2 separate regions of the Mus musculus genome follow, and region 1 is linked to region 2. Evidence: chromatin contacts called from ENCODE Hi-C or POLR2A ChIA-PET data. All regions are on one chromosome and are shown on one strand. The core of a region is the stretch at or near the end of the contact, and the rest is flanking DNA. Distances in the headings are between cores, read along the strand shown. Region 1 holds the start of Lrrc61 (leucine rich repeat containing 61). Region 2 holds the start of Zfp467 (zinc finger protein 467).

Region 1 (4,185 bases), core at 303-2,802, 110 kb before region 2:
GGGAGGTCGTGGGAAATGATAACTGTCCACAGTCCAAAGCCTATGCGTCCCCCAGAGAAGCCACATAGCTGTAAAACCAGCAACCTGCAGATGAGTAATTTTTGGCATCTGTTCACCTGGACTAGGAGATGCCTCAGCATGTACCCTGTGTTGGCTGATTAGATTAGAACTTTCTCTTGACTATTTTGTCAGTCCTTTTCAGGAGCATGCCCAGATGGGACCTGGCTCCCTAATTCTACCCTGTTACACCGCACAAACATACATCCAGGGGCATTCCACAGTCCCACTCTGTGCAAGCTTGCCAGCCTCCTCTCCTCTCACATTCCTACACCTGGGGAAGAAGGAGCTCTAGTCTCCCACACAACCAGAGAATTTAAGCCAGTCAGTGTGAGATGCCAAAGCTTTTAAATTCAGACTCCATTTTAGAGAATCTGACCTAAGCTTGAACTCAGGTAGACTACAGGCCGGTATCTAGCATTAGTATCCAAGTTGTCCCCACAACAAAACCTGAGCCTAGCTCGTCTCTAGGCTAATCCCCAACAAGAGCAGAGTTTCCAAGTTACACCCCTAACAAGACCAGTATCTCCTGGTTATTCCCCCAACAAACCTGCACCCCAGGTTGCAAGCCCAACCCTTGCCTAATGACCACCCATGCAGAGGGGAGCAGAAGTTAAGTTTATGATGTGACTCCCAGCACCAGCCAGTTATATTAAAGGCCAAAGTAGCTTTCCATTTAGATGCTCGCATTCGTATTCCATGTTTGGTGCTTACTATAAAGCCTTGCCACATAGACATTCGGGGCTCCTCCCCCACCAAAACCGTCCTGTGTGAGGGTGGTGCATTGGGGGGGCTTGAGCTAGCTCGAATAGAATAAAGACCCTGCTGTGAGTTGCATCAGATCAGCTCCTGTGTGTGTGTGTGTGTGTGTGTGTGTTTGGCGGGGGGGGGGGGGGGGTCACTAACTTTTCCCTGGCACAACAGTGGAGGATGTTTTAAACAACACTCCGCCATCTTCTGAGCTCACATAGCCAAAGTGACAAAAGCCACGGATAAGTTCCTGCTGGGAGACTACACTTCCCAGCTTCCTTTGGGGACTACTGAAGTCATTTCCACCCATTTCTGACCCCAATAAGGGGCCGCATCCTTCTTCCTTTGTAGGCATTTTTGCCATTTGCATATCTTGTGACAAATGCTCCCTCACCGAGAATAAACAAGACCAAAACTTTTTCCGCCTTTTTCTCTACGGCTGCTCTTTTAAAATAATCTATCACACTAGCGGAACCCTTGTTGTTATGTATACCAAGAGGCTGTGATTGTGGGATAGGAAATCCAATCCTAATGTCTCCTGGCCACCAAGGCAGCACCCACCTCACCGGCCGCGATTGTTACCGGTTAAAGCGTTCTGTCTGTTAACTGCACTCAGAGCAGTGCCTGGGGCTGAGGGCGTGGCCACTAACCGCGGGCGGTTCCAGAAGAATCCAGCATCCCCCAAACAAACAGAACACGCAACTCGGTTTCTGGCGCAGGCCCAGCCGACCCGGAACCTGCGAAAGGCCGGAAGGGGCGGGGAGTGGTGCGACGCAGAAAAAGTTGTTTTTAAGGGACGCGCTGCGGCTGGCAGGGTACGCAAGTGACGCAGATTACACAACCAGAGGAGCTTCTAGCTCTTTGTGCTGGAACCCGCGGCCAGTGCTGCTGGAGGATTTTGTTCCTGTTAGTTTGGTCATTAGCACATTTGACAGAGCGACGTTGGGAAAGGCATTTATGGTTCCTTAACGAATGTGTTCTGTGACATTCAGTATGCTAGGCTGCAGGCCAGTGGTGACCTAGATTTTCTAACCCGATAAACGGTGCCTGGTACGTGCTCGCCCACCCCTCTCCGAACCCTGCCCCTCACAGCGGTGCAGTCATGCTCACCGCCTAGGACTGCAGACAAAAGGTGCCACAATAACGATAAGAAGGACCCCTTGTGGGAACCTTACCCGTATTTTTAGAAAACTACATCAGAATGTTTCCTGAGATAAATGTGCACTGCCTAGTGATATTCCCAAAGGCCTTGCCCCCAGAGATGTCACCAACGCAAACTGCCACCTTTGTAAATGACATTGTCCAACGGATAAAGAGGTCACCTTAACTAGGCACAGGGGAGAATGCCTCTCACTTTCTTTCACAGGCCACTTGGAAATGTCTACATTGGGAGGGTTTTCCATCTCCTGATGCTTTCTGTGCACTCAGACAAAGCAATCCCAGTTCAGTCCACACCCTTCCAGCCTGGGCTGGCTAAGTATAGGCACAGTTTTGTTGTTGTTCACATCTTTGCACTGTATCACAGTGCAAAGTCCTTAATGAATACGTGTTTGATGACGTTCAGTGTGCTAGGCTGCAGGCCAGTGGTGACCTAGCTTTTCTAATCCGTCAAATGGTGCCCGGTATCCATTTGATCTCCCTTGAACTTCTCCATGTGATGGACCAGCCTGAGTCTATTTTAAGATTAGAAGCTATAAATGTTCCTTCTAGGAAGGTGTGGAACCCCAAGAACCGCACAACTCTTAGCAGAGAGAGTGTCCCAATGGTAGACATGGTAGCCTAGGAACCACACAGCTCAGAGGTAGGACAGTGTCCCAATAGAAGAGCGTCCTGAGACACAGGAGCCCAGGAACCACATAGCTCTGAGAGGAAGCCTCCTCAGCAAGAGGCACTGCAGCTCCCAGGGAAGGGTATACCCAGCTGAGCTCTGGAGCCTCAGCCCCGCTCCACTTCTCTTCATTGCTTCTTTGCTTCTTCTGATGCTAAAAAACAAAAACAAAAACAAAAACATCACATCAGGAATCAAATCTCATTTAAAAAAAAACAAAAACAAAAAAAAAAACAAAATAGGGAGGGTCCAGGGAGAGAGGGGACAAATCCAGGAGTGGCTGCCTCTGCTTCCAGGAGCAGACAGCAAGGCTGTTGAACAAAGGGCAGGGCTTATATAGGATTTCTTATGGATGGAGCTTTTCAGGGCAGAGATTTCCAGGTTGAGGATTGGTGGGATTTCAAGTCCTGAGCTTGGAGAGCTCAGAGATTGGTGAGGTTTCCTATTCTGGGATTGGTGGGGGTTTGTGGGAAGCTCAGGGATTGGTGGGTTTTTTTGCTCAGGGACTGGAGGCATTTTTCACCTCCCTTTCCCTGCTTTGGGCCCATGGCTGAGGCGACATCACTGCTGAGCTTCTTGGGAGTCTGAAGAAGAGGTGTCGCCACCGTGGACAGCTCCTGCGCTGGTATTTCATGAAAGTGGTAGGCTGAGTCAGGAAAGAAAGTGCCACCACCATGGACAGCTCCTAGGACTGCCTTAGGCAAGTCACTTAAGAACTACTGAAGCCATCTCCTTAAAAGGTGGAAGAAAGTTCATTCCTGTTTGCTGTAAAACTTGGATTTGACCCTGTCTTGACCCTTTTCTGGAATTTTTCCACACCCTTATACCGAGACCTCCACCCTGATAATATACGATGCTCTGCCAAATAATTTTGAGATGTTCTGCCAAGTTTCTATGTAACCAAAAATCCTTGGAATCCCCTATCTTTGAAGTTTTGGGGCTACTAAAAAAATACCTCAATTTTCCTATGTTCAGAGCTGTCCTCTCAAACCCCACTTTAGGGAGACAGCTTGCTTAATTCAACCAAAAAATTTGAGTTGGTGGTCATTACTTTCGCTAGGTGGAATTAGCACTTATTTCAAAAGTGGAGTGCTCATTTCTCCATGACACAAGGAAGACACAGAGCATGTTATGGTAAGAAATGTTAAGAGTGCCAAGAAAAACTTGTCAAAAGACCTAAGACAGGAAGGAAAACTATTCAAGAAGGAACTACCCACCTGCAATAGCTAAAGATTTTGATGGCAGGCATTTACTACATGTGAGATCCTGGGTTCCATCTTCTCACCACCATGACAGTGGGTGATGTAGTAGGGGAGAGAGGGCATACTCAAATCCTGTCAGGCTAGGACAGTGGGAGATGTAAAGCCCAGAAGGGGGAATGGAGTCCATGAATAGAAAAGGACCAAGTGATTTAGACTGCAAACAATCACTCTGAAACCCGTTGAGACACGTTTCTCCTGTCGACACCAACCCTTCATGCTTTACGTTAGACTTTTTGATATTTTGCTTCTGCAAGTTAGGTCTTTAGCCCTGCCCCCTAAACAAACTTT
Region 2 (3,662 bases), core at 166-2,665:
AAATCCTGGTTACATCCTGGTCACCAGTAGGCCTCCAAGGCCACTGGGCTGGAATGCGGCTGGACCGGAAACTCTGAATCCTTCTATTTCATAATGAAATGAGGTCCCACTGGGCATCCTGCATGGTCACCCCACCTGGTGCACCCCACCTGGCCTGGGGGTTCCTTCCTCTGGGCCTACTATTGGGCCTGGGACCAAAATAGGGCCAGTATGAGTTTCCCCAGTTGCTTCCAGATATCTAGGGTTGGTGCCTGGGAGTTGAGCAGTCCTGGGGAAGGGTCAGCATCTATTCTGGGCACAGTGTCCTTCTAACTTCTCTAACATTCTCACCTGGCCACTGTTCCTGCATATCCTACATACGTGGACTGCAGTTCTCAAAGCCCATTCTTGCACACAGAGAGGGACACAAACTCTGCTCCTAGCCATCTTTACTCAGTGAAGCAGCCAGTTATTAAAAGAGCCTTTTGCATCTTGAGTCACAGGACCTCCTGATCCTTCAGGTCGGTCTCCATTGCTCCAGATTTCACTCTAACTATCTGTAAATGTTGAGGACATCCCTGCTCCATCTTATAAGGCTAGCCTTGGGTCACTGCCCTGATTCCACAGGTGTCACTATCCTTGTGTCAGGGTGCCATTGTCAGGGACCGTGTCCTATCCAAGAGGGCCATTTAATGGCCTCCTCTTCCCAGACTCTCTCCCAGCAGCTCTGTTCTGCAACTTGGCTGACAAGGGAAGCTTGGACTGGGGAGAAATGTAACTTGGATCTGCCCTTTTCCCTACAGGGGCAGGCAGGCGGAAATGGGAGCCCATGGGAGTTTGAAGAAAAATCACAGGGCATGGAATATCCAGCCTAGATTTTAATTCCAGGGCTGGGTGAGGGTGTCTGAAGAGCAGAGGGGGATGGCTTAGGAGTACCTGCACCCATGAGCAGAAATGGTGGAAGTCTGGGGAGAGATCCACACCTAACGCCAGGAGGTTTTCTTACCCACGGACAACACTCCCCCGCCCCCGCCCAGCCCCGCCCCACCTCACCCCCTGCAGTTTCCATGCCTGTCCAGCGGTCTCAGTCGGGGACTTGGTTCCTTTTTCCCCATTTTCTACTTTGAGAGCCCTCTCTCTGCCCTCTTAGATTGGTTCTTAATCCTCAGTCTCCGCGGTGAGACTTGGATCGCGTCCTCCGGTCTGGGTGGATCCTGGTGGAGAGTTTTTTGACCGATTCTCCCAATCTCTGCTGGCCAGACAGTCTCCCGCGGGACCGCGGCGCTACCACTTACTCGGCTGCCACTGGCGATTTTAAAGACAGCCATACACACATTGCTCTCCTCCCCAAACACGCCCCCTCCTCTCCCTACTCCCCCCAACTCTTCACTACTACCACCACCACCCCGTTCCGCGCTCCACCTTTCTCCAGCTCCTCCCTCCTAGGCTGTGAGCACCCTCCCTTCTAGCCCGAGTGCCCTTCCTTCTAGCCTCTTCTTCTCCTTCCTCTCCCCTCTGCCCTTCCTCGGTCCTAAGCTCCCACTTTCCATCTCCACACTCCGGGCATCTTGCCCTCAGACCGTCACCTGCACCCAAGCCCATTAGTGCACCCTCCCGCGGCAGGTCTCTCGAAGACCCTCCGCTTTAGCCTGTGCCCCGGAGCAGTGTTCCCGCTTCCCGGGTTCCTCCCCCCGATCACCCGCAACGCTGCCCCACACCCTCTCCCTCCGCGTCTTTCCTTCCCCTCCCCGCGAAGTTTCAGGGCTGTCAGTCCCGGAGTCTTTCGGGCAGCCCGCACCCAAGCTGCAGGCAGCCGGCGCCATTGTGCAAACGGCCGCCCGGGACCGGAGGCCCGAGCGCCTGGGTCCCCGAAGCGGGCCGCGGCACGTAGCCGCAGGAGCCCGCCAGGTAAGGACACCCGAGACTCCCGGGCAGGCGTCTCCCCCGCCACCCAAACGGAGCTTTACAAGCCCTGCCGACCCACGGCAGGTGACAACCCCGAGGGAAGGGGCGCGCAGACGCGAGTGTGGGGGAGGGGGGGGGTCAGACCAGGAGGGAAGGGAGTCAGGAGGGAGGGTCCTGGCGCAGATGGGGAGACTAGGAAACTGGAGGGGAGGGCAAGGACTCGGGGAGGCCCGGTGGGAGCAGGTGGGAAGAGGGCGGGAGGGGCCTGCGGGGAGGATCCCCAGGAGCGGGAGTAGGGTTCCTCGGGATAGAGGAAGGGTCCAGTGCGAAAGGGCAGGAAACGGGCTCAGGGATGGGGCTGGTCGGGAGCGAAGGACGCTGACAGGTGAGCCTAGAGCAGGGCAGGGGGCCGGGACCCGGAGTGACTCCGGAGCTCTAACAGGGGCGGGGATTGGGGGGAGTCTAGTCAGAAGGAAAACTCCGGAGAGGGCGTGAAGTCAGTGGGGAGCAGAAATGGGCAAGGGGGCTGCTGAGAGGGAGGTGTGTTGGGAAGAAAGGGGTATGGGGAGGGGCAGAACGAGGGAGTAGGTCCAGAGAATGTGGGGTTAGCTTGGATTCCCCCCCCCAAGATGGGGGGCGTGAGACCTGGAAGCTAGGGAGCGGACTAGGAGGGGGAGGGGAAGAACAAGGCTGGGGACCGGGAGGGGAGAGAAGCGGAGCCGGAGCTTGCAGGGTAGGCAGAGGGGGAAGGGAGGCGGGGGCCGCTGAGGGGGGAAGGAGAGCAGCGGGAGGGAGGGAAGCAGAGGGGAGGCTGGTGTGGGGGAGGGGGAGGGAACTGAGGAGAGGAAAGAAGGAAAAGAAACCCGAGTGGGGGAGGAGAGGGGAGGGGCAAGCGGATGGGGGAGAGCAGCTGAGAAGGGGAGGGCGGGAGTGGGGGGGGGGAGGAAGGAAAAGAGGAGGGGGAAGGAAGGGAGGGAGTGTGCAGCCTGGGGAGGGGGTGGCGTGCGGAGAACTAGGCGGGCGGGCACAGGAGGAAGGGGGAGGGGAGCGCTGCCCAAGACTGCTGGTAGAGGAGGGTCGGGAGAGGCCGTAGCTGCTGAGGGCCGACTCGAAGGGGGCCCCTGGGGGTTGACCCGACGGGTGCGCGCAAGGGAGGAGCCAAAGGGGCGGGGCAAGAGGAGGAGCCCCAAAAGGCTGCCAGATTTGGTGGGGAGAGAGGGCGGAAGGCAGCGAGAGGGGAGGGGCAGAGGGAAGGCTGCCAGGGAAGGGGGAGGGGAGCCTGCTAAAGGAGGGGCAGAGAACCGGTTGGAAGTGGAGCTGAGAAGTGCAAAAATCGGGGAGTGTCCTGGCCTGGTGTGGGGGTTGTTCTCGCCCGGTTAGTCCTATGGGGGTTGTGAGTCTTTGAGGTAGGGGTTTAGGGAGAGGAAGTCAGAGTCATTTACTACCTCTGCAATAGCCCTTGTTCACCTCCTCCCACCCCCGTATCCCTAAAGTGTTACTGGTCCTCCAGGGCTGGCTCTCATTTCACTAGCTACTGCCCTAGGGGCTGAAGGGTCCACGTGTAGCTTCCCTCTCCCCATCTTGGTCCAGAGAATTAAGTGGTCCCTGTACTTACCCTGGCAAAGACACAGTGGGTGGTGAGTGACTGCTGATGGTTTGGGGACGGTTTTGAAGACTTGACAGGTGGGGACCAGGGCTGATATCCATTGCCAAGCAGAGTTTGCAGGAGGCTCCATGTGATTGGGTATTCATCTTCAGAGGCCTCTGTTCCCTCACCT

Evidence for each region. A loop is a pair of places that touch in the nucleus more often than their neighbours do. ChIA-PET counts read pairs that join two places held with the same protein, here RNA polymerase II (POLR2A).
Region 1: a loop to region 2 is called in a map of left cerebral cortex, with 12 times the contacts of the local background. The contact joins the promoter of Lrrc61 here to the promoter of Zfp467 in region 2. A Hi-C loop is called at or near these places in 3 of 37 maps with a recorded cell type or tissue (heart and left cerebral cortex). POLR2A ChIA-PET finds 5 or more read pairs at or near these places in 1 of 5 experiments (Patski).

What each region holds. Positions count from the first base shown.
Region 1 is chr6:48,552,166-48,556,350 of GRCm38, reverse strand. It overlaps Lrrc61 (leucine rich repeat containing 61), which reads right to left and starts at 1,552. Exons shown (of 3, transcript NM_177736.3): 1 at 1,369-1,552.
Region 2 is chr6:48,443,578-48,447,239 of GRCm38, reverse strand. Zfp467 (zinc finger protein 467) reads left to right here and starts at 1,415. Exons shown (of 5, transcript NM_020589.2): 1 at 1,415-1,887. It also overlaps a transcript of Sspo not described here.